Linked DNA regions of Homo sapiens: regions 2 and 3 are each linked to region 1. The links are chromatin loops, found by intact Hi-C in ENCODE. Cell type or tissue: heart right ventricle. All regions are shown on one strand.

Region 1 (8,000 bases):
ACTTGGGTGATGGGTTCACTAGAAGGCCAAACTCCAGCATTATTACGCAATATGCCCTAAACCGCCCCCCACAATTGGTAATTCATAATCAGTTGCCCATCTTGCCCTATCTAGCCTTATAATTTTAAAAGTCTGAATTAACTATTTGGTCTTAGATATTAATCTTCTTTTATCTCAAACTCTTTTAGTATGTTTTACTTGATAATACACATACACAAACACACAATTGTCTCTCTTGGTGGGACTACATTTGAATGTAACTTTTTTCTTTTGTATGTAGTGGCAGCGATGTTCCTGGGAATGGATTTACCAGGACTGAATCTTCCTGATTCATGGAAAACCTATGCAATGACCGGATTCGTAGCCTGGCATGTTGGGACTGAGGTTGTTCTGGAGGTACATGCTTATCGGCTCTCTCGCAAAGGTAACCTGGTAAAAAAGCCATGTTATGTAGAAGCACTTCTATACAAACCATTGGAAAAGAATGCGCTTCCCGATAGTAATGGCTGACTGCTACATTGTTAGCTCACTAAAAACTTGTGATCACTCAGCCAGTGCTAGAAATTGTGATTTTCTGCCTTTGTTTTTTTACATTTGTTACTATTAGAAGTTGTGAATAAGATATAAAGGAAAGGTTTTAGGTTTTAGGCAGGGAGTCTTCCTTGTAAGTACTTTCACTTTGCTGGTCTGACTTAGAGCCAGTATGGACTGGGAACTCTGAATGCCTAGAGCTGAGGAAACCCTGAGATGGAGGAAGAAGAGACTCAAAGTCAACACTGGATGGAGGTGCAGACAACTTTGACCTATTTGACAAATTTACTGGGTGCTATCATTTAGGTTGTCATGTGCATAATTATGTAGCTAGGAGCAAGCCAGATAGGAAGGACTGATTTTGCTTTTGCTCTTTAGTGACAAGGTTTGTTTTGGTGCCAGGCAGGGTCAGGATACCTATAGCCACCATTAGGAGTGGAGAAATTAGTAGGGAATGGGTATCATTTAGCCTGGATTCTAGGCTAAATGTCCTTTGTGTCCTGCCTGGTTTTCATCCACCAAAATAAGTGAAGGTGGCCTTCTAAAAACAAAAATTCTTTGTTGTCTAGTGTATATGTTGTAAACTTAGGAGAGCCTGGGGTGGCTTCAGGAGCTGAGTAGTACATATCTGTCCTGCTACTTTTGATCCTTGATAGGCTTATATATGTGGGGCTTTTGATGACCACTGAATTATGGCTTACTGTTTTTTTGTTTGTTTGTTTGTTTGTTTTGAGACAGAGTCTCACTCTGTCATTTAGGCTGGAGTGCAGTGGTGTGATCATAGCTCACTGCAGCCTTGAACTCCAGAGCTTAAGCCATCCACCTGATTCAGATTCCCATCTAGCTGGGATCACAGGGACGTGCTATCATACCCAGCTAAGTTTTTAAATTTTTTTAGAGACAGGGTCTCACTTTGTTGCCCAGGCTGATCTCAAACTCCTGGGCTCAAGTGATCTACCCGCCTCTTCCTTCCAAAGTGCTGGGATTGCAGGTGTGAGCCACCATGCTTGGCTGATGGCTTACTGTCTAAAATACATATATACTTAAAACCTGGATAGTTATCATATGTTAATTAGTTTGATTTAGCTATTTTATAATGTATGCATATATCAAAACATCATGTCATACACCATGAATATATACAATATTTTGTCAATCAAAAATAAAACCAAAGAGCTTAGATCGTTATGACTTTGAGGTGGTGTTTAATGACTAGAAGAAGGCATATTTTAAGTTATTTAACAAATGTGTGCTCTTGCCAGATTGTCCACATTTGTGAGAGGCTTAATTGTTCAGGAAGTCTGCAATAATTAGTAGTTTGGAGTGGGAGAATTTCTACCCTGGAAATTGGGGTGAACAGTACAAATCAGGTTTTTTTAAAAAATTTAATTTACCTGCATAACGCTGCCCTTAAAAACTTATGTTATTATTCTTGACAGTTGAAATATTGGATGATGACAGAATTCAGATCCTTCAGTCATTTACTGCAGTGGAAACAGAGGTAAGTCCTTTTCTTGTTCATTGACACAAACCTTAATGGTAATACTTTTTTTTTTCATATCTCAATTTTTCTTTCAGGGTCATGCTTTTAAAAAGGCAGTGTTGGCAATTTATGTCTGTGGGAATGTTACTTTTCTCATCATATTTTTATCTGCAATCAACCATCTATGAGCAAGCAAAGACCTTGGCTTTTGCAGGCCAAGTGATAATTATCATCAAACCAAAGAAACTTGAAGCCTGTCCTGACTGCCTGGAGCATATTTGTGAATTCTCACTTGGAAGACTGGGGTCATGTCTGTAGAGGAATTCTGAAGTCCAGCCTTTAGAGAACAACATTCAAGAGGGTCATATAGACTATAAATTAATGTCATGCCCTATATGTAATTCTGGGTCTTAAAGGAAAGATTGTACTTCAGGAGAAGTAACTCTCAAATATTTCATGCCAAGATTTTAAGAATGTTGGTATTTAAGAAAATAAATAGTGATTTGGAAAATCACAACAGATGTCACTAGGATAATAAAGAGATATATTACGATATATATATATATATATATATATATATATATATATATTTTTTTTTTTTTTTTTTTTTTTTTTTTTGAGACAGAGTCTTGCTCTGTCGCCCAGGCTGGAGTGCAGTGGTGCAATCTCGGCTCACTGCAAGCTCTGCCTCCTGGGTTCACACCATTCTCCTGCCTCAGCCTCCTGAGTAGCTGGGACTACAGGTGCCCGCCACCATGCCGGGCTAATTTTTTTTATATTTTTAGTAGAGACAGGGTTTCACCATTCACAGGATGGTCTCGATCTCCTGACCTTGTGATCTGCCTGCCTCAGCTTCCCAAAGTGCTGGGATTACAGGCGTGAGCCACCACGCCCAGCCTATGGTAAATATATTTTGAACTACAAAGGTGCTGTGGTACTTTAAAGAAAAACTATTTTTACTAGTTTATCTGAATGGTCTGTGGACTTTATTTAGAAACTGTTTTTCAGTTTAGTTTTTTGGACATATCCTTTGCTCAGTGTATTTTGTTACTTCTCTAGTAAAGGTAGAAGTGAAGCAGATGCCATTGTAGGTTTTACCAGCATTTAAATATATTATGAATTGCTTAGCAATGAAATGCAAGTATGCATCTTTTACTTAAAGATACTATTTATGTATTCAGCTACAGAGATGAAATAGCATTTTATGTGTTAATTGTTTTGGCTATAAAATTTAAGTCCTTACAGCATTTGGGGATTATACACTTGGATTTCAAAATTGATAAAACCCTTGTGAACATATCTAATAGATATTCTGTTTACTTGTAGAAATAATATAATGTGTCTGGTTCTGTTTTGTTAGACATTTTTTATGTTCTACTGAATCAGAATAGTCAGTGTTATATTCCTTATTTCAAGAATTCATCTATTTTATGGCTACATCTCATATGTGCTATGAGGACTTCTAGCCAGTGGGTGGCGCTGTAATACCGAAGTACTGCACTGCTTTGTTCCTGTTTCCTTGTGCTGATTCCTTTCTAGTATTTAGGTAACATTACCGGATGGCATTTCCCTTAAATTCCACCAACTCTTAATCTTTATTTTAAAAATGGCTACTTTTTTTGGGTGGTTGGGGTAAGGGTTAAAACCTTAAATTAGTAACCGCTGTTTATTTTCCAGTTTATTTGTTTTCTGTGATTATTTATAATAATTGATATTTGTTTTTACAAGTCCCCTGACCCTGTAATAATGAATGCAGCTATCTTAGGCAAAGCAAATAAATAAACTGGGCATTTTTAAAATAAAAAATTTAGGAAGTCATACTTTATTTCTTTAGGTATTCTTTCTGATTATGTTATAGTTTCTGCTTGGCCCGAGAACCTAATTTCTATATGGTGTGAATAATAGCCTCAGCTATGTAGCCTACATCTTTATTTTATTAATATTTTTCAAAAATTTTCTCATTATTTCTTTTTTATATTTTTATTTTTTGAATTTACTTAACCAACTTTCTACTAATAGCCTACATCTTTTACTGGGTAAAATAATGTGGAAGTTTAGTTTTTGTTCCTTTTATAGGTGTTTATCATAAGTGGCTTAGGGCTTAGATATGAACTTTCTGTGTTCATATTCTATATGTGCCATGCTACTTATAATCTAAATTTTCCTTTTGAAGGTCTTTATTAAAAAAATTTAGTATAGCAAATTAAGTGTGTACTAAAGTTATTTTCCTCCAGTTTTCTATACTAAGGAGCTTAAATGTTAATAAATTTCTCTTAAGTTATATTCTACATCTGACAAAGAAAAATTCTCTCTTTTTTTTTTTTGTGACAAAGTCTCACTCTGTTGTCTAGGCTGGAGTGCAGTGGTGCAATGTTGGCTCACTGCAGCCTCCACCTCCTGGGTTCAAGCGAGTCTTGTCTCAGTCTCCTGAATAGCTGGGACTACAGGTGTGCACCACCAGTCTCGGCTAATTTTTATATTTTTAGTAGAGACGGGGGTTTCACATTTTGGCCAGGCTGGTCCCAAACTCCTGGTCTAAAGTAATCCACCCGCCTCAGCCTCCCAAAGTGCTGGGATTACAGGCACGAGCCACTGTGCCCAGCTGAAAATTCTTTTAAGGGAAAGATGAGTCTTGATGTGTTTGGTCTTCAAATATGTGGGCTTGCTATATTTCGAGTGTTGAGGCTAAGATATTTTAACTTTTTCTTTTTCAGTGCTTCATATGTTGGCACTATTTTGGTCTTTGCCAACTTACATACAGAGTTCCCCGAATAAGCCTTTGCATTTAATCTTTTTTTTTTTTTTTTGAGACAGGGTCTTACTCTGTTGCCCAGGCTGGAGTGCAGTGGTGCGATCTTAGCCCACTGCAGCCTTGACCTCTTGGGCTTTAGTGATCCTCCCACTGCAGCCTCCAGAGTAGCTGGAACTACAGGCACCAACTCCGTGCACCACCACAGCCAGCTAATTAAAAAAAAATTTTTTTTTTTTTTTGGTAGAGAAGGGATCTCCCTTTGTTGCCCAGGCTGATCTCGAACTCCTGGGCTCAAGCAATCCCCTTGCCTCAGACTCCCAAAGTGTTGGGATTATAGGCATGAGCCATTGCACCTGGCCCCAAATAGACCAAATCTTTTGATTAGAACCAAATTATTCTTCTTCTGCTTATGGGTGGTTGGTATCCACAAATTGCAAATGCCTAGTCTTCACTCCTCTCAGTTTTTCTTTTTGTTTCTGTAATAAACACTCTGGGAAGTTTTTCAAAAGTTATTTCTTTTGATAGTAATTATTGTTAAATTAAATGCTTTTATATCTTTAGCAATGTTGCCAAAAACAATGAGCAAAATCATGTTTTCTTCTAAAGAAGTGATGCAATATGAAATAAAGATGTGTGTGCTTTTCAGAAAGAAATGAAAGAAATTCTAGAAAATTGTGGTTGGGCTGGCATTAATAGCTGAGGCAATAAAAAAATTCTCTGGTCTGCAGAAATCAATCTTAAGGGCAAAGGTAGTCTATAGTATGGGTTATCAAGTAAATGAATCAAATTCACTTTAGTACTTTATTTTTGTCAAGGATTTTGTCTCTAATGTGTGTTAAGCAATACCTCATCCCTTCCACATCCTGCACCAGTCCAGGCTGCAGTGGGAAAAGACAAATGCAGCAGATGCCAACTAGGAAGCTCTCAGGGCACATGTAGTGTTTGGCTGAAATTCTATTTATCTGTATATTCTCATGAGGCAGGGAAAAAAAGAACAAAGGTCCTTGTTTAAGATAATCCATTATAGGTTGGAATGAAAGGAAAGATTCTTCTAAGAGTCCTTTTTAAATCAGATTAGGATATTCACAGTTCCTATCCACATCCTGCTTCTTTCTTCCTTGTGCAGCCCCTACCAAGCTCATCTCTGCACCCAGGTCACAGATGGTTACCAGCCTGGAATGCCCTTCTCAGTGAAACGGGAAATGTTCCCTTGTCCCCCTTGCAGGGTGTGGAATGGGGATGTGGCTGGCTTCTTCAGTGCCCCACTGCTCAAATCTAGGGGAGCATACAGATGGGCAGGCTGTGGGGCTCCGACCCCACAGCAATGTCTAGGGGTGAATGTTTGCAGCTGAAGCCCCAGTGGGCATGTGTTACCACGTGCTCTTTTAGTTTAGCTGTCCATAGTTAGCTTGTGTTAGCTCAATTAGACCCCTGCCTTATTGCAAGGACAGAGGGCTTTCTGTATCCCTGGGTTCTTGCCTTGGTGTACCAGGAGAATCGGATCACACCTGGGCTTGAAGAACGAGTGCAAGGTTTTACTGAGTAGAAGTAGCTCTCAGCAGATGGGGGAGCCAGAAGGGAGATGGTTTTCCCCTGGAGTTGGGCCGCTAGACTGCCTGGGCTCTCCTCTGATTGCCCCGGCCAAACTCCGCCAACTGTTCCTCCTTCCGCCAGTCGTGGCCTGTCGGCATGCTGGGATCTGTCGTGTGCTCTTCCTCTGGCGTGCTCCCATCCACATCCTCTCGCTGTCCAGCTGCTTGTGTCTTCTGCGATGTGTTCCTCTCCACGTCCAGCTGCTTGTGTGTCTGCCTGCTAGAATCTTGGAGGTTTTTATAGGCACAGGATGGGGGCGTGGTGAGCCAGGGTGGTCTTAGGAAATGCAACATTTGGGCGCTGAAGGCAGGGGTGCCTGTCCTCACTTAGACCCGTGGGCACGGGTTTGGGGGTGGAGCCCTCGCCAGGGACCACGCCCTCCTCTACCCAGCACTTCCTTTCCCTCCTTTCCTGTTATTTAAAGGGACCACGCCCTTCCCAGCACTTCCCTCCCGTTATCACTTACAAAAGCTAGTTTATCAAGTTCTAGCTCCTTCCCTGACTTGCTGTCCAACATTGGTATCTTTTTGTTTTGACCATCCTTATAAATGGGATGGGAGGCAGCTGATCCTGTAAATTAAAAAGGACTGGAAATTAGAAGACCTGAATGTGCATGTTTGCTTGTTGGTTTACAAGCTGCATGTCCTTGGGTAAGTCACTTATCTTCCCTGGGCTCTATTCTTTCATCTGTAAAGCCCATCTCACAGAGCAGCTGTGAGGATCCAATGAAGTGATGCCAGCAAAAGGTGCTTGCTTCGTACATGTTTTTGATGATGTCTTTGCCATTTGATTGCAGTGTTAAACTTAATAAATTTTGCATGTAAAATGTATACTTTTTATAAAAAATATTTGATATTCATCTTGAAAACATTATGCTGAATAAAATAAAGCAGACGCAGGACGACTATTGTATTAATATGATTTCACTTATATGAGGTACCTAAACTAGTCAGATTTACAGAGACAGAAAGTACAATGGCGAGTACCAGGAGCTGGTGGGAGAAAGGAAATGGGAAGTTAGCGTTTTTTTTTTTTTTTTTTTTTCCTTTTTTGAGATGGAGTCTCGCTCTGTCGCCCAGGCTGGAGTGCAGTGGCATGACTGGATTCTAGGCTAAGTGGAGCTGCAGACAACTTTGACCCGTTTGACAAACTTACTGTGGGCTCAGCTCACTGCAACTTCTGCCTCCCGGGTTCGAGTGATCCTCCTGCCTCTTCCTCCTGAGTAGCTGGGATTACAGGCATGTGCCACCACTCCTGGCTAAATTTTGTATTTTTAGTGAAGACGGGCTTTCACCATGTTGGCCAGGCTGGCCTCGAACTCCTGACCTCAAGCAATCCGCCTGCCTCAGCCTCCCAAAGTGCTGGATTACAGGCGTGAACCACCACACCTGGCCAAGGTTAGGGTTTAATGGGCACAAAGTTTGTTAAGGAAGATAAAAAGTTTCAGAGATGGATAGTAGTGATGGTTGTACAACACTGTGGATATGCGTAATGTACTGAACTGTACTTTAATAGCATTTATCATTATTATGTATTTTTTGCCACAATAAAAAAAGTGGAAAAAAGCTAATGTTCATAGCAGTGCTATTCACAGTAACCAAATGATGGAAACAGCCCACATATCCATCAACTGATGAACAG
Region 2 (8,000 bases), 180 kb after region 1:
GAAAAGGTATTTCTGTTATTTCTTAGGGCAAATTTTACTTTTTGAGGATCTGTTTATTAGTATTTTGAGTATTAGTCATGAACTTAAAATATAAGTATAGTAGGCTTATAATTACTACCCACTAGTAATTTCTTTTATATTGAGACAGCTTCATTTGTACTGAATGTATAAAATTAATAATGATATACATGGATACTTAATTAAAAACCAATTACTGAGTTATTTTTATTTATTTTGACAATAGGAATTTATTCCAAAGCTTTGCATATGTGAAAACACGGATCTCCTCAGGGTGTTGTTGGTAGTCTAGACATAATAATAATGTAACTTGTTTGAGAAATCTTGTTCTTCTATGGGCAATCAAATACATGATTACTGAAGAAATCAAGTATTCAGAATCAGTTTGTATTGAAACAAACCCTCTATAGTCCCAGCTTACAGATACATTAAAATTGTAAGTCACAGAGTCCAAGTCTATTTTTTATTGGAAAGCTTAAACCCCAGACTTATGATAAGAATTTTCATAAAGGAAGCTGAACTTTATTTCTGGAAATATCAGATATTGTAGTTTGTGTATTTATTTTGGTGAGGCATTTCTTAAAAGGGAGCCATTTCTCAAAATTAACTTTTAAAAATTTCTGAATCTTATTTTGCCTCTGTATTAAAGGTGTTTATCTCTCATTTTGTTACAGAGATAAAAGATAAAAAGGACAGTTTTAAACATTATTGATTTCAATATTTAATTGACCTAGACAATTTACATTGATGTCACTAAGAATTATGCATCCACCTCTGAACATAATTAATTTATGAACTGTTAGAGTGTCATTTTTTATTGAGTAGTTGTTAAGAGTTGAACTGTATACCTCTAAATTCACATGTTGATTTCTTAACACCCAGTACTTCAGAACAGAATGTGACTGTGTTTGGAGACAGGGTCTTTAAGGAGATAATTAAGTTAAAATGAGGTCATTAGGGTGGGTCCTAATCCAATATGACTGTTGTCTTCATAAGAAGAGGAGATTAGGAAACAGACATAAACAGAGGAAAAACCATGTGGAAACAACGGGAGAAGACAGCCATCTTCAAGACAGAGAGAGGGCCTCAAAAGACAACAACTTTGCCAATACCTTGATCTCAGACTTCTGTCTTCCAGGGCTGTGAGAAAACAATTTCTTATTTAAGCCAACCAGTCTGTGGTACTTTGTTATGGTAACCTGAGCAAGCTATTATAATACAGTTACAGCTATAGCTATGGAAATTCTAAGGCCAATCTCTGTCCTCTAAGAGGTTGTATGAATTCCAAGCCCTGGCAGTTGTAAATGTTATCGTAGTCAGCTTCTCTGTCACCTGGTTTATTTCCTCTGACTCCTTGTCAGGTAGATAGAGAGAGAGTGTTGCAATGGATACTGAGAATGTGATGCATCCTGGTTCATCCGAACTCTGAATCTACTTTCCCTATGGCTCCATGTACTTGTGTGTAAGAAGTCAGGTTGCATGGACACGTGTGCATACCTGTATGTGAGGGTGTATGTGTGTATTGAAGAGAAGTTAGAGTATAGTACTGCTTAAGAGCATGGACTCTGCAACCAAATGGAGCTGAACAGCTCCACATTTACTGTGTACTATTGGGTAAGTTATTTAACCTCTCGGGGCCACAGATCTCTCATCTAGAAAATGGGGTCAGTGACAGTTCCTACTCTCATAGGGTTGTGGTGAATATTAATTGATTAAAGTATTTAGAATAGGGCTTGACACACAGTAAGAGCCAGGTCAGGCATAATGATCTTTATTTCATAGGGCTACTGTGAAGACCAATTAAATGATACAGTGGGTTTGAAGTACCTTACATGGTGCCTGGAAAGTAGTAGGCACTAAACACCTGTTGTCTTATTTTTCATCCTCAATATTCCCATAATCTCAATATGGTATTAAGGTTATACTCTTAACAAGGGCACCAAGGTGTGGGAACTGCAAAGGCACTTTAAGATCAACTGATTTAACTATTCACAAACAGGTGGAGGATGGTGAGGCACATCAGAACACAGAACTACAGTCTCCCTGTTTTCTCCTTCCTTCCATGTTGATGTAGTTTGGATATCTGTCCCCACCAAATTTCATGTTGAAATGTGATCCCTAATGTCGGATGTAGGGTCTGGTGGGAGGTGTTTGGATCATGGGGACAGATCCCTTATGAATGGCTTGGTGCCCTCCCCATGGTAACAAATGAGTTCTTGCTCTGTTAGTTCATGTGGGAGCTGGTTGTTGGAAGGAGCCAGTTTCTTGATTACTTTCAGTGAAAAAATAAAAAATAAAAATAAAATAAAGGAGCCCAGCACCTCCTCTCTCTCTTGCTCTCTCACCTGTGACACATCTGCTTCCCTTTTGCCTTCCACCTGATTTAAAGCTTCCTGAGGCCTCACCAGAAGCTGAGCAGATGCTGGTGCCATGCATGTACAGCCTGCAGAAACATGAGCCAAATAAATTTCTTTTCTAAGTTACCCAGTCTCAGGTATTCCTTAACAGCAATGCAAGATAGACAAATACATACATCAACATGTTGTCTTCCTATCATGCATCCTTTTTTTTCTCTCCCCTGCCTCTCACATGAGGGAGAATCTCATTTAATACAATCAGTGGTTGGTGGTAGATAGAAACTGGGCAGAAGAAACCAGATGTTAGTAAGGACTTGGCAACGGTTTCATTGTTCTTACAAATGTGAACATGTTTTATTTTTCATAGGATTATGGCCATCAGCCTTTTAGAAACTGATGACTTAAGCACTAAATCTCTCCTGGTTCCTTCCCTGCCCTTTCAGTCTCTTCTATACGACCTAATTGATTTGCTCCTCTTTGCCTACCTTTCCTTACTCATTAATGCGAGGCTTTCACAGTTAACCAAGGGAAAAGTGCATCAAACTCTCTTTGTACTCTGAATCTGGAATTGACATATCCCCTCAGCAGCATTTTTGCATAGTGGCTCATTTGCTATGAATTTCTGTTTTGCCAGTACAATTTCATTAGCCAATTAATTTCCATTTTAATCTTTTATGACCCTTACACATTGCAGATGAGTAAAGGGGAGTATATTGATAAGATGAAGAATTTTCAAGCTATATAAATCCAGTCCACACCAATTTCAGCCCTCTTTCAAGGGAATGCAAAACTCTGATAAGACTGAGAATGACTCCAGAAGAAAAGCTTGAAAGTTTTATAAGAGACCAGATGGTGGCAGCATAGAATGTGTGAGAAAAACTCCATGAGCAATGTTAAAAACATGATACAAATATGTTGTAAATAGTAGCAAAACTACTAATTATTGATGAGAACTAAGATAGAGAAACTGGTTATAGACATGCAATGTAGTACCAGAAATACCTGAATTTGACTCTGTGTTCCTACGTGTCGGCTGCGTGAACTTGGGCAAGCCAAGTAGCTTCTTTCTCTAAGCTCTGTTTCCTCATTTATGAAGTGGGAACATTAATAGTTACGGGATTGTTTTAGGATTAAGGGAGATAATGTATGTTAAAGACTTAGCCCTTCCTAGCAAGGATATTGTAGGTACTTACAGAGAGAGAGAGAGAGAGAGAGAGAGAGAGAGAAATTTAACCATGTCAAATACGAACATCATATATCAAAGGAAAGTTTTTGTAACTTTTTCTAAATCAGTAGGATAACGAGAGGAACATGGGAGCAGTAGTCAGTCCCTATGTGCAGGTAAAAAGGAGATGCATTGTCCCTAGAGAGTTTAAAAATACTAACAATGTCAACTAAACTCAGTCTACTTTTTATAATCACCATGAACCAGCAGCTCCAAACAATGTCATGGTAAAAAAACTCTTCTTTATGGGAACTTTACTGTTCCTAGCAAACTGAAATTTTCGTTATCGTTTTAAGCATTTTAAGACCCTTTACCCTCTGCTTCTGACTTATCTGCCTTTTATGCTTTTCGCTTCCTGAATCCTTTCCAGTCCAACGGTACAAATTGTTCAATGGAGATGCTTTGCATATCCTGCTTCTCCATTTTTTAATCACACCATTCCTACCACCTGAAATGCCCTGTAATCTCCTTTTCATTTATTTATATCTTACTTTTCCTTCGTGGGTACAGCTTAAGGGCTACATTCTCTGGGAAGCTTTCCTCATCTGCTGGATCCTCCAAGGACATATCTCTCTTTTTGTGTACGTAGCTATTTTGGCCCTTAGCATCTGCTATCTTCTATTGAAACATATTGCCCCTTCCTTCCAATGTAAAGGAGGAGCTCATTCACAGAGTTGATATTATTTCCGTAATCTAGCCCAGCTTTAGGTTTTGATATCATCTGTACACTTGGTGCTTACAATTGTGTTTGGAGTTCAAGACATTCTGTCACAGAGTGAACATAACTAGTGGGTATCTTCAATTTTGAACTTCCTTTGAGATGCGTATGCTACCTTAAATAGTGTACACAATGTAATATTAATTAACATTTAGACATTTTAAAAGGAAGAAATAATGATTACCTTGTGGGTTTGAGGGCAAATGATTGGAGCCTGTATTTCCCAGAACCAAGATTAATATGCAAGGCCCCATCTGTGAGCTCTAAATTCCAGATTCCATTGATGCTGTTTTTCAGTCATTTTTTCCATGAGACCTGGAATCTTTTCATCTCTTCTTAGCTGGTGTAAAACTGAATGTATATTTTAGCATGTGGTGGCCACTCCCTTGGTGAAAAAATACTGGGTCTATGAAAAATGCTGGGTCTTCGAACTTGAGCTTTAACCTTTTGTCTGTATCCTAACCAGCTACTATAAACAGAATGCTGTCAGCATTTACCTGTCATTGGAGAAAGTAAGTATAAAATATCTTCCTTCACATCTCATATTCAACAAGATAGCCATATACTGCCAAGTCCTTTGTGAAAAAATTGGCCAGATCCTGGGATCAGAGGCTCATTCTCCAGAAGTGCAGAGATCTCACAGGTTCTGGTATTCTAAGGGAGTGCTCTGGGAAGAAGGAAGTACTTCTGAGCTGAGTTGGCTCCTGGTCAGAAGAAATTCTGGACAGATGGTTTAGTTTTACTTCTCTCAGACTCTTGTGAAGTTGGACCTGGGTGTTTAGCCTCTTTAATAATCTTTTGTAATTACGTGGAGGTGGGTGAGGAAATCTTTGTCTCATATCATTATTGATTAGAATTACTATCTTTGTTTCAGGAATCTTGTTTACAGAGTGGGCTAAAGTTCTTCATTACCAAAAATGCAGAGTGTAGCAAGGGGAACATGGCAGAGGTCTAGATATTTGAAACACTTGGCACAGCACATTCCCCATGAACCCAAGGAACAAAACTAGGAACAATGCTAATAGAGCAACATAATAGTTCAACATAAATGGGAGAACTTTCTAACAATAAGTTGTCCATATATAGGATGAACTATCATGTTGATACTGAGTTTCCCATAATGTGAGATATTTACAGAGGTGAGAGTGCTGTGGGGTATTCAAGTATTGGTGAATGATGTGAATAAATGGATTCAAATTCTTTTTCTTACCTGGAGTCTATAGTTCAGGGATTTTGCCGTTTCTTTTTCCAAATCTGTTGATTACAAATGAATAAACACATGAAAAGCAAATTATTGTATCCTTTTTTCTATTCTTTTAATTATTGTAGATGGTATTCTCATCTCCTAACATATACTAATTAGAGACATGGAAGGAATAAGCCTCTAAGTAGAAAAGTATATGATATTAAAATATTAAGAGTATGAAAAATTACATGGGATTTTGGAAATGCACAGAGTTTTACTTATTTGTTTTTTTTTTAATTTGGAAAGAAATGCAGTCTTGTAATGAAGTCTTAGGTGGCATGTGAAATGAGAAATCAAGATTTTGGCTCTCCTATTGGGCTTTTCTATCAATGGAAACTTTATTCCTGTATTGAACAATTCTTTTCTCCTAACTGGCTCATCTCATGGGAGAGATTTAATGAATAATTGATGGAAGGCACAAGTGCTCTATTACACCTTCTATTCAAGGAGAAAAAGATACGAGCCTCTTTAGGTGTATTATATGCAGATGCTATGTTGGCAATTTCCTGTATGACAAGAAAATTAAAATAGACTCCCCACTTCTTCTTTAGAGTGGGGTTGAACATAGGAACTGCAGTGAGGTGGCTTGAAGATCTTTAGAAGGAGGGTAGTTAAAAGCTTTCCATATGATGTTCAAATCACTGAGTCTGAAAAAGAATAATGTGTAATTGTATCAGTCTATGTCCAATCAGGAGACAGAAACTGCACAGTGATAAGTAATTTGAACAAAGTTAAATATATAGAATTGTTAAGTATAATAATTTGGAGTAATGGGGTTTGGAGTAATAAAGGGTTAATTAATATAAAGGAAACAGAAGTTTAAAGAATACAGAATAGCACATATAAGAAGCAGCTACTACTTCCAGGGCTGAGATAGAACATCCAAAAAAGAGCCTGCCCCTTGCCCCAACCCCTGGGGGTGAGACACAAACCTTGTTGGAGGACACAGTTATGAGTAACTAGATGGTGGAGAACTCACTGGGGGGTGCTGCACAGGTGGAACTTGCTGGAAATCTGAAGCTAGGGTTCCAAGAAAAGATGCGAATGAGGAGGTATCTTACTAGGAGTATGTTGCTACAAATCATGCAATGGAGGTGCCAGGAAACTATGCTGGCTGTTTCCTGCTGATCACTTTTGGTTTTATCTATTTTGTCTTTTTGCTGTTGTTGTCCTCAATTCCATTGATTTCTGCTCTTTTACTTGTTATTTTCTTATGTTTGGTTTGAGATTATTTTGGTCTACTTTTTCTAGTTTCTAAAATTGAAAGTGTGGATCATTGATTTGAGGTTTTCTTCTTTTTTAATTATTTAGTGCTTATTCACAATAACAAAGACATGGAATCAACCTAAATGCCCATCAATGGTAGACTGGATAAAGAAAATGTAATAGATATACACCATAGAATACTGTGCAGACATAAAAAAGAATGAGATAATGTCCTTTGCAGGAATATGGAGATAGAGGCCATTATCCTTAGCAAACTAGCCCAGAAACAGAAAACCAAGTGCTGTATGTTCTCACATATAAGTGGGAACTAAATGATGAGAACATGTGGTCACAAAGAGGGGAACAACAGACTGTGGGGCCTGCCACAGGGTGGAGGGTGGGAGGAAGGAGAGGAGCAGAAAAATCACTATTGAGTATTAGCCTTAGTACCTAGACAAAATAATTTGTACAACAAACCCATAACACGAGTTTACCTATATGACAAACCTGCACATGTACCCCTGAACCTAAAATAAAAGTTAAAAAAAAAGCATGAGCCTTTTAAGTGAGGGAAAGGAAAGTTGAGGTGGCTATAATAACATTATGTAAAACTCTATTTCTGATAGAGTGTCTTCTTCTGAAGTCTAATTTGTGTAATATTATTATAGCCAGCTCAACTTTCCTTTGATTAGTGTTTCAAGGTATATCTTTAACATCCTTTTACTTTAACCTATCTATATCTTCTATGTAAATGGGCCTTGCTTCTGTTATCCAATCCAACATGTTCATTTAATTCATATGTTTAGACTGTTTGCAATTAGTATAATTGTTGACAGGCTTGTACTAAAATCTGTTATCTTGCTAGTTGTTTTCTATCTTTTTTTCCCCCAACCTTTTGATTTCCTTTGGAGTGAGGATTTCTTATGACTTCATAAAATTCTTATATGCTTTTTATATTTAGCTTATTACCTATACTCTTTACTGTGGTTTGAATGTGTCGCTTAAACTTTGTGTGTTAAAAGCTTAATCCCCAATGCAATAATGTGAGAGGTGGAACCTAATAAAAGGTGATTAGGTTATAAGGGCTCTACCCTCATGAATAGATTAATGTTGTTATCACAGGATTGAGTTAGTTATTTAGAAAGTGAGCTTGTTAAAAATATGAATTTGGCCCCCTCTTGGCCTTTTTCTCTCTCTCACCTTCTCTTATCCTCTCATCTGCCATGAAAT
Region 3 (8,000 bases), 910 kb after region 1:
AGCAACAAAAGTTACCCTTCAGCCTTCAATTAACATAAAAAATAAATCTGTGTTTGAATGCCTTTGAATGGATTATAAATCATGCTATATTTTCTCATTAAATACGGTTTTTGGGGCATTACGTACCAGAAAGCAAAAAGCCCCATATTATCATATGCCACTAGGAAAAAAGTTCCCCAATTCACAAAACCTCTTCTAAGACAAAGTCTATATTCAGGAAACCACAAAGAACTTAAAAGTCAGTGCTTTCATTTTTCATCCTTCAGAGTAGCATAGGATTTTCTTCTGAGTGGTGAAGGACTTGCCTATTCCCTAGTTGATATGCTTAGAGAACAATAAAACAGACACACACAAAAATAAGAAAAATATATGTGACAGAATTTAATATTTCAAAAAGTATTACAGTAGTTATCAACACATTGATGGACTTTGCCACGTGTATTTTAACAATGACTACCATTCTCACTTTGAATTACCTTGAATTACCTTTTAATTGCCTGAAGGCTCAGAGCCTTCAGATCGCACTCAGATCCTAAACAGTGAGGAAAACAGAGCCTCATTTCCTCATTTGTAAAGGGAATGTATTTTTGACACACTTGGGGTTGGGTGCGCAGCCTACCACATCTTCTCAACCCCTCTCCTTCCCCTACCCATGAGTTACCCTTAAAGAACTTTAACTCATGGCCCCATGCCTTGTTCAACCTGATCCACACAGGGCATTTTACTTTCTCTGCTCTCCACTCCCGTCCCATTTATTCCCAGAAACTTTTAATTGGAATACAGAGATTCCAGTAACTAGCTGTAGATGCTAGAAGTAGCAAATACATAAAATAAAATTTCTGTCTGTGATCACATCCCTTAAAAACAGATAAAAGGATCTTCACCAACTTTAGAGGATATGTTAGAGATGATGAGTCAACACTTATGGAATGTGACATAGCAAAACGAACCTTGTCGAGTTCAGTGTTGCTAACATTTTCACTTAATTTCCCCTTCATTTGTTATCCAGGATTAACTCTCAGCATCTCTATCACTAGACATATTAGTAGCCTATTTCTTATCAAAGCAGAGACAGCTCATCTAACTTCATAACAGAATATCTTGTACTCCATACCAGAGTCACATCTAGACATATGGATAAATTGGACTAGCTAGTAATTCCATGCACATCTAAACCACTATCTCCAAAATATCCATCCAACAATTATTTATTAAAATAGAGAGAAAGTGTCTTTTTATACTTCTTTCATTGTATTTAAGATAACTAAGATAGTCACATGCACTGCATTTAATGTAATATTCTAACTTAATTTGGAATATTCTTTTCTTTTGTAGTTTTCTTTATTCATAGTTTATATGCATGAATATAGAAGTACCTTATAAGAATATATTACAAAGTTCTGTTCAAAGTACCATTGAAAGCTCTTTTCTAGTGTCTTTTATGTCAGCAAAATGTTTTTACCTTCTCGGTAGTTCTTTCTCTCTTTTTAGTTTCTTTTGCAATATTCTAAATCAGAAAACATCTTGGCAGGTATATTAGAGCATTTAAAGTTTAGGGGTAAAATTTCCAGTTCTCACTAAACAGCACTATCACATGCATTTTTCAATTTCAGCTCTAACTGCTGACTTCAGGCAGCTGTCAACTGGCTGTTCTCAGAGTGATTGTCACCTGTTGGAAAAATTCTCAACAGAGATCCATCACAGGTGGCAAGGAATGCTTTGTTTTGTTTTAATTTTCACTCCAAAGTGCACTTCAATTTGGCAGAAGCCAAACTATGAAAGAGGCCAGCTACAAAAGGAATTACATGTAGAAACCTGAATTAAATGGCACCATGTCTTCAAGGGCTGTAGTTGTTTTAGAGTCCCTTATACGTTGATACACCAAATGTCTTCCTACTTGGCCCTGACCATCGGCTCCTTGCCCTTTTCCAACCATAATGGTCCACGGATTTCCATCCTAGCCTGACAGCCCCCTAATGTTTGACTTTCTTGAGAATCTAAACAATGTATTCAGTTCTTGTTTACTGTTCCCATCAGCAATGAAAATACCAAAGCATCAGTGATCAATACAACTGGCACCAGCTTATATTTCCTTACTTAATGGCTGGTAGATTTTGAGGTTGGATCTAGTGGCATGGAAAGTAATGGAAATAAAAATGGACAAAGGAGAAAACATCTATCCCAAAGGAAGGAAGAGAAAGGATTAAATTAAGAAGCCAGGTGAAAATTTATGTGAACCCCTTGGCCCCTCAACCCCCATCTTCCTCAGCAATCTGGCTCATTTTTTGAGTGCCTACCATGTGCCAGGCACTGTGCTTTACCCAAATAAGAGTATTTTAAAATGCAATGCTATAAATTAGATATTATTAGTCCCTTTTTAAGGATGAGGAAACTAATGTTGAGAGGTTCTTTCTCACAATATCACATTTAACAGGTCTTCAAATCCAGGCATGTTAGCTAAAATGTGAGACATCTAAGAATAAGAAAATGAACACTGTATATTCTGATCCAACAGTCTGTAATCTTAAAGTGACCGAGGTAGAGATGATCAGAATCAAAGTTGTAATTAGTTCAGGGGAAATGGGAAGACCTACTTGTCTTATAAAAAAATTTTCTATAGCCAATGATGTCTGAAATTTTGAAGTAAAGTATAATAGAGAGAACAGAAGATTTTTTTTAAGTAAATAAAGTATTGGGAGTAAGGAATAATAATACTAGAAAACATTTATTGAGTACTACCATGCACGAGATACTATTGAAAACATAGTTCCAAGAGTCATTTCATTGTAATCCTAACAACTACGTAACTAAGTTATTATTGTTTTATTCATATAAAGATTACGAAAACTGAGATCTAACAAGATTAAATAACCTTCCCAAGGTCACAGAGTTACTAAGTGTCCAAACCAGGACTCCAACTCAGAACTGTATGCCTCTAGAATCTGTGCTTCAAAGTACTAGGCTAAACTACATCTGTAAGGGAACTGATGATCCTAGCATAGGTGATCAAGTCATCATCTACCTTAGCTGGAATCCAAGCTCTACAGAAGAGGATTCCCCAAGATAAAGTGAACACCTAAGCATCAGATCACTATATATATATATAAATTTAATGAGGCAGTACTAACAGTGTAGCTAAGTTCTTTACCTGGATTATCTTATTTCTTGCTCACAACAACCTAAGGGATAGGTACTAATACTAACTTTGTTTCAAAGTTGAGGAAACTGAGACTTAGGAAAATTTGCTATTTTGCAGGACTTGAAACCTAGACCCTAGGAACCATCACTCTTAACCACTATATGCTCCTTCAAGTCATATCTTTATGGGCTGAGATCTAAATCCATCTTTTATAGTACTGACTCCGTAGTACCCTACTACAGTAAAATCTTTTGCTCTTACATCTGGACCAGTCTTGCCTGTTGAGTAGTGGATGGAGTAGCCTCCAGCTCCTCCTAGTGGCTAGAATGGCCACTAACATTTACTAAAGAGTTGAGTACTGTGAATCATTGCAAACCAGGAACCACCAGCTTACGGGTTTGTCCAAAGGCCTGACAGCCATTAAACACCTGCAATCAAATTTATCCCAAACCTCGGAGGCCTCATTAAATGTCTGACATCTGGTATGCACCAGGGTACTTTAGCAACTGGGGAAGAGCAACATGCAGATTAAAATGATAAAATTACCCCCAAATTAGTTCAGCAGATGTGGAGTGGAGACACCAGGAGTTTTGTTTTTCAGTTTCTTCCTTGCATTCCACAACAATAAATATCAATGCTTGTTATCTCAGCTAATTACACAGTTTTTCAGCAGTAAAGAAACTCCATTTTCCTTTCCTTTCTGACACATAGCATTTAGATGCATCCTCTCTAATGACCCGCTTCCTTGTCTTTTAAGAATGGAGTACTACTGCATCCAGCTAGTAATTCAAAACTGAAAGTTGCTCCATCCTTCAACACTTATTCTTTTTAGGGTTAATTTTTAAATCATACCCTAATTTACAGGAATTTACAGTCTTTAAAAAAGTAGCTATTTTCAGACCTGTTTACTAGACCACAATCTGAAACATCAGTCAAAAACAGCTTGAACTGACTGCATCCTTCTCTGGAACAGAACATCTAGCAGCAGAACATCCTATTGTAGCTGGCCCATCTACCCCATAATTAAGGTTGCATTGCAGCCCTGCTCCAAACTTATTTCTGCAGGAGAACAGCTAAGATCCGTTAGATAAGATGTCAGAATATGTGCTACTGGAATTGCATCCAATCTGTTGGTTAACATTACCAGAGCCAATTTAGTGTTGAATTTAAATCACGGAAATGTTGGTGATATGGCAACATATATTCACAAAAGCTTTAGTAAAGTCAATAATGACTGCCTTGCTCTCTGAGGCTCCACTTGAGAATCCTCTTCATAAGACCCGGTCAAAGCTCAGTGAGGGAAATATATTGCTGTTAAATTAAAAAAAAGACTTATGATGTTCATCAACTCAATATTGCACACTTAAAAGTCATAAAAACCAGCTTTTTGAATCACAGGGGATTTTTAACCATAAGTTCATTTTTTTGCAATTATTCATACAAACAGATGATGTAATGTGCATTTTAAAAACAAGAAATCAACTTTAGGAATTAAGTGGGTCAAGGATAAGAACAGTGTGACTCAAAGAACTCAATGCCTCCTTTCAGATTAAAGTGAGAAACTCTAAAAACGAGAACAATATCGGGGAAAATCTTGATTTTTTTTCTTTCTAAAGCAAGTTTCATGGAAACAAAAAAACAGCAAGTGTTTTCAGAGGCTGCTATGTTTATATTATATAACCATATCTTGCTAATATATCTTTATGTGTTTATCCTTCAAAAGTAAACGAATTAAACAGACCCAAGGAATTCCTCAAATCTAAAACCAAAGAATACAATAGGAGACTAACAAAGATTTGCAGAGAACCTACTATATGCAAAGCACTGTTTTGCTGTGAGCTGCATAGTGATATAGAAAATTTGGCACAAACTGTTTGTCCCCAATGTCTACTTTATAAAAAATTCTTTCCTCTAAAACGTGATCCCTTCTACTGTCCCTTAGCTGACAGCCTCATGCCATCACAAAGCCTTCCAGCCTTAAGATCTAGAGTCCATTTTTGAAGCAGCACAGTGCTACCAAGGAGAGGCAGATAAAACGGATGGACCCCATCTCAGCATGCTAGGCACACAACTCCCCCCTCCCCAGATTTTATGAAATCACCTCAGAAACCCTCACATATAATACTCAGATAAGTTAGTCTTTCCTTTTAGCTCCCTGTCTTGAGAAATGTTTTAAGAATCCAGCCCCATCCAAATGCTCTTTGTTTTCTCCCAAACACAGAACCTGTGAATGAGTGTGATTTTAAGTCAATAGAGACATACATAATTTATAAGAGGGTTTTTTTGAAAAAAATCATGCATTTCCAAACACAGTTGTTAAGGCTATAGCAAGTAATAAAAATGCAGAGAGCATCTTGCAGGAGAGACAGGCTTTGGGAACCCCCTACTGGCTTAGCCAGAGGAAAACGACCCCATTGGTTCACTTAGCAACAGCTGTGGGATCCAGATTACAAATTCCTCCCAAGGCAGTATGAATATGAGCTTGAAATATTCATCTCTCTTCCCAATACAAACTTGCTGATGCATTGCTGCCTCAATATTTCTATAAACCAAAACACCCCACCCTCAGAGCAGAGCTAGTTGAATCCTAAATTCTTAGGACATAAAGTATGCAATGCTCAGAAGGCACATATGAAAAGATTTTCCTTTGGAATCTCAAAATCAGTTGGCAGTTGGTAGCAAGACCAAACACAGAGATAAAGTCAAAGATCCTATCACTATTTTTGGTTTTTGAATCTCAAAAAGTAAACATATTTGTGGTGGGATTAATAGTTTTCAGTGGGGAGCCATCTCCAGTAAAATGCAGGCACATTATTACACAATTTAGAGAATATCTTATGTGTGTGTGTGTGTGTGTGTGTGTTTAAATAAACAGCACCATCGAATTGGATGAAAACACACAGACTATATAACAGCCAAATTCACAGTGACTGGAAAATGTCAAATATGGGTGAAGGTAAAACTCTTAACTGAAGCAGGAAATCTCCGTGACCCCTTTGTGGGCAGGAACTGGAGTACACGGGCGCTGGACCTAGCTGGGTGCTTCAGTGGCAGCAGGGACAAACTCCACTCACATGAACTCACTGCATTCTACCCCTCACAAGAGGGGGCGCACAGGTGAGCAGGTGCAGGATCCAGGGCAAGCACTTTTGGGTGCCAGCAGGAATGAATTCCGTATTGCCCCCACAGCAGCGTCTAGGGGGATGCCTGGGACTCTTGAAGCCCCAGAAGGAGTGTTACAGAAGGAGTGTTACACTCAGTGCTTGTTTAGCTTGCCATCTGCAGTTGGCTTAAGTGTTAACAGCTCAGTGGAGGGTCAGTGTGACAGCCTTTTGCACCTGCACTGGAGTTCTTGTCCAGTGTCCAAGAGGAATGATGTTGCAGGAACAAATTGGAGATGGAAATGGGGGGGGGCGATGGTTTATTGCCAATCAAAGTGGCTCTCAGCAGGAAGAGGAGATGAAAAGGGGATGCAGTGGGGAGGTAATCTTCTCCTGGAGTCCAGCCCTACTCAGAGGGACTACTTTCCAAAGCTACACCATCAAGCTATCCCTCTGAAGTCAAGCCTCTTCTCTCTGACATCCAACCACAGTCTCTGACATTCAATTGCTTCCCCTCTCCTCCTCTTTCTGCTGGAGAGCCCGGGGTTTTTAATGGGCACAGGATAGGGGACAGGGCGGGCCACGGGTGGTTTTGGAAAAGGCATTATTGAAGCAGGAAAGCAGGAATGTATGTTCTCATTTTGGGCCGCGGTTCCAGGCTTGAGGGTGGGGCCCTCACTGGGGACCCACTCTCTTCTGCCAAGAATTTCCCTGCCTCCTGTTCCTATCAGAACTACTGGCCTCACCTGAGATTATGATGAAAGTGAAGTGTGAGTTTGATAACAGTCCATATTTTTATTCTAATTTCAGTTCAAGTATTGGTTATGATCCATTTTCCTGATATTACATTGAGTGTCAGAAATACAAGGATGAAAGACAAATGTCCTGCCCTCAGGACATAGTCCAATGGGAGACTCCCATAGTCTGATGGGAGAGACATATTAGGTTGGTGCAAAAGTATTGCAAAAAGTAAAACCAATTACTTTTGCACCAACTTAACACATGTAAATATGCAACCACCCAAAGCATAATTTATGCCATAACGGTATCTTGGTATGTTGCATTGTAAGTGCTCAGTAGATAATAATGAATTCTTATGCTAGAAAGAGACATTTTTAGGTTACAGATATGCTTAAGAAAATAATTCCAACTCAGAGAAACTTTCCCAAGAAAGCAGCTTTATTCAAAAGATGAATACTGCAATATTATTTATAATAGTGGAACATTTAAAACTATGTAAACATACAGCAACAGGAGATTGGTAATAAATTATGGTATGTCTAAATGATTGAATTTATAATGGCTATTAAAATCAATATTTAGTACAAAAATTTCTTCTTTAATATCAAGTGAAAAAAGCAAGATACACAGTTTTACATAGTATTATTATAACATGTACTTACGTACAAAAATGTAGGTAAGTTATGGCAAATATTAATAATAGTTATAACTATATAATAGACCTATAAATATTTTTTCTTTTTCAGTATTTTTTTTAAATTTTACTTTAAGTTCCAGGATACATGTGCAGAACTTGCAGGTTTGTTACATAGGTATATGTGTGCCATGGTGGTTTGCTACACCTATTGACCTGTCCTCTATGTTCCCTTTCTTCACCCTCCACCCACCAACAGGCCCTGGTGTGTGTTGTTCCCCACCCTGTGTCCACATGTTATCACTGTTCATCTCCCACTTATGAGTGAGAACATGCAGTATTTGGTTTTCTGTTCCTGTGTTAGTTTGTTGAGGATGATGGCTTC

The links. Peaks named below come from ENCODE experiments on the same cell type or tissue, not always from the same donor. Only the 100,000 strongest peaks of a DNase experiment are listed, where the experiment ranks them.
Region 2: it touches region 1 in a loop (2.4-fold over the local background); 7 of 110 quality-filtered maps call a loop at or near these places.
Region 3: a loop joins it to region 1, with 4 times the contacts of the local background. A loop is called at or near these places in 27 of 110 quality-filtered maps.

Annotation. Positions count from the first base shown.
Region 1 is chr1:99,703,230-99,711,229 of GRCh38, reverse strand. It overlaps FRRS1 (ferric chelate reductase 1), which reads left to right. Exons shown (of 17, transcript NM_001361041.2): 15 at 281-424; 16 at 1,971-2,032; 17 at 2,110-7,260. The coding sequence ends at 2,202. Among named protein-coding and RNA genes, the nearest start is that of FRRS1, 59 kb to the left of the region's middle. In heart right ventricle, CTCF peaks have their summits at 3,274 and 3,480 (motif pointing right); a DNase peak (open chromatin) is centred at 3,489; H3K27ac peaks cover 2,708 bases.
Region 2 is chr1:99,522,530-99,530,529 of GRCh38, reverse strand. No RefSeq gene overlaps it. Among named protein-coding and RNA genes, the nearest start is that of LINC01708, 39 kb to the right of the region's middle. In heart right ventricle, a CTCF peak has its summit at 3,225 (motif pointing right); no DNase peak of the experiment used is centred here; H3K27ac peaks cover 631 bases.
Region 3 is chr1:98,789,923-98,797,922 of GRCh38, reverse strand. No RefSeq gene overlaps it. Among named protein-coding and RNA genes, the nearest start is that of SNX7, 130 kb to the right of the region's middle. In heart right ventricle, CTCF peaks have their summits at 3,244 and 3,452 (motif pointing left); no DNase peak of the experiment used is centred here.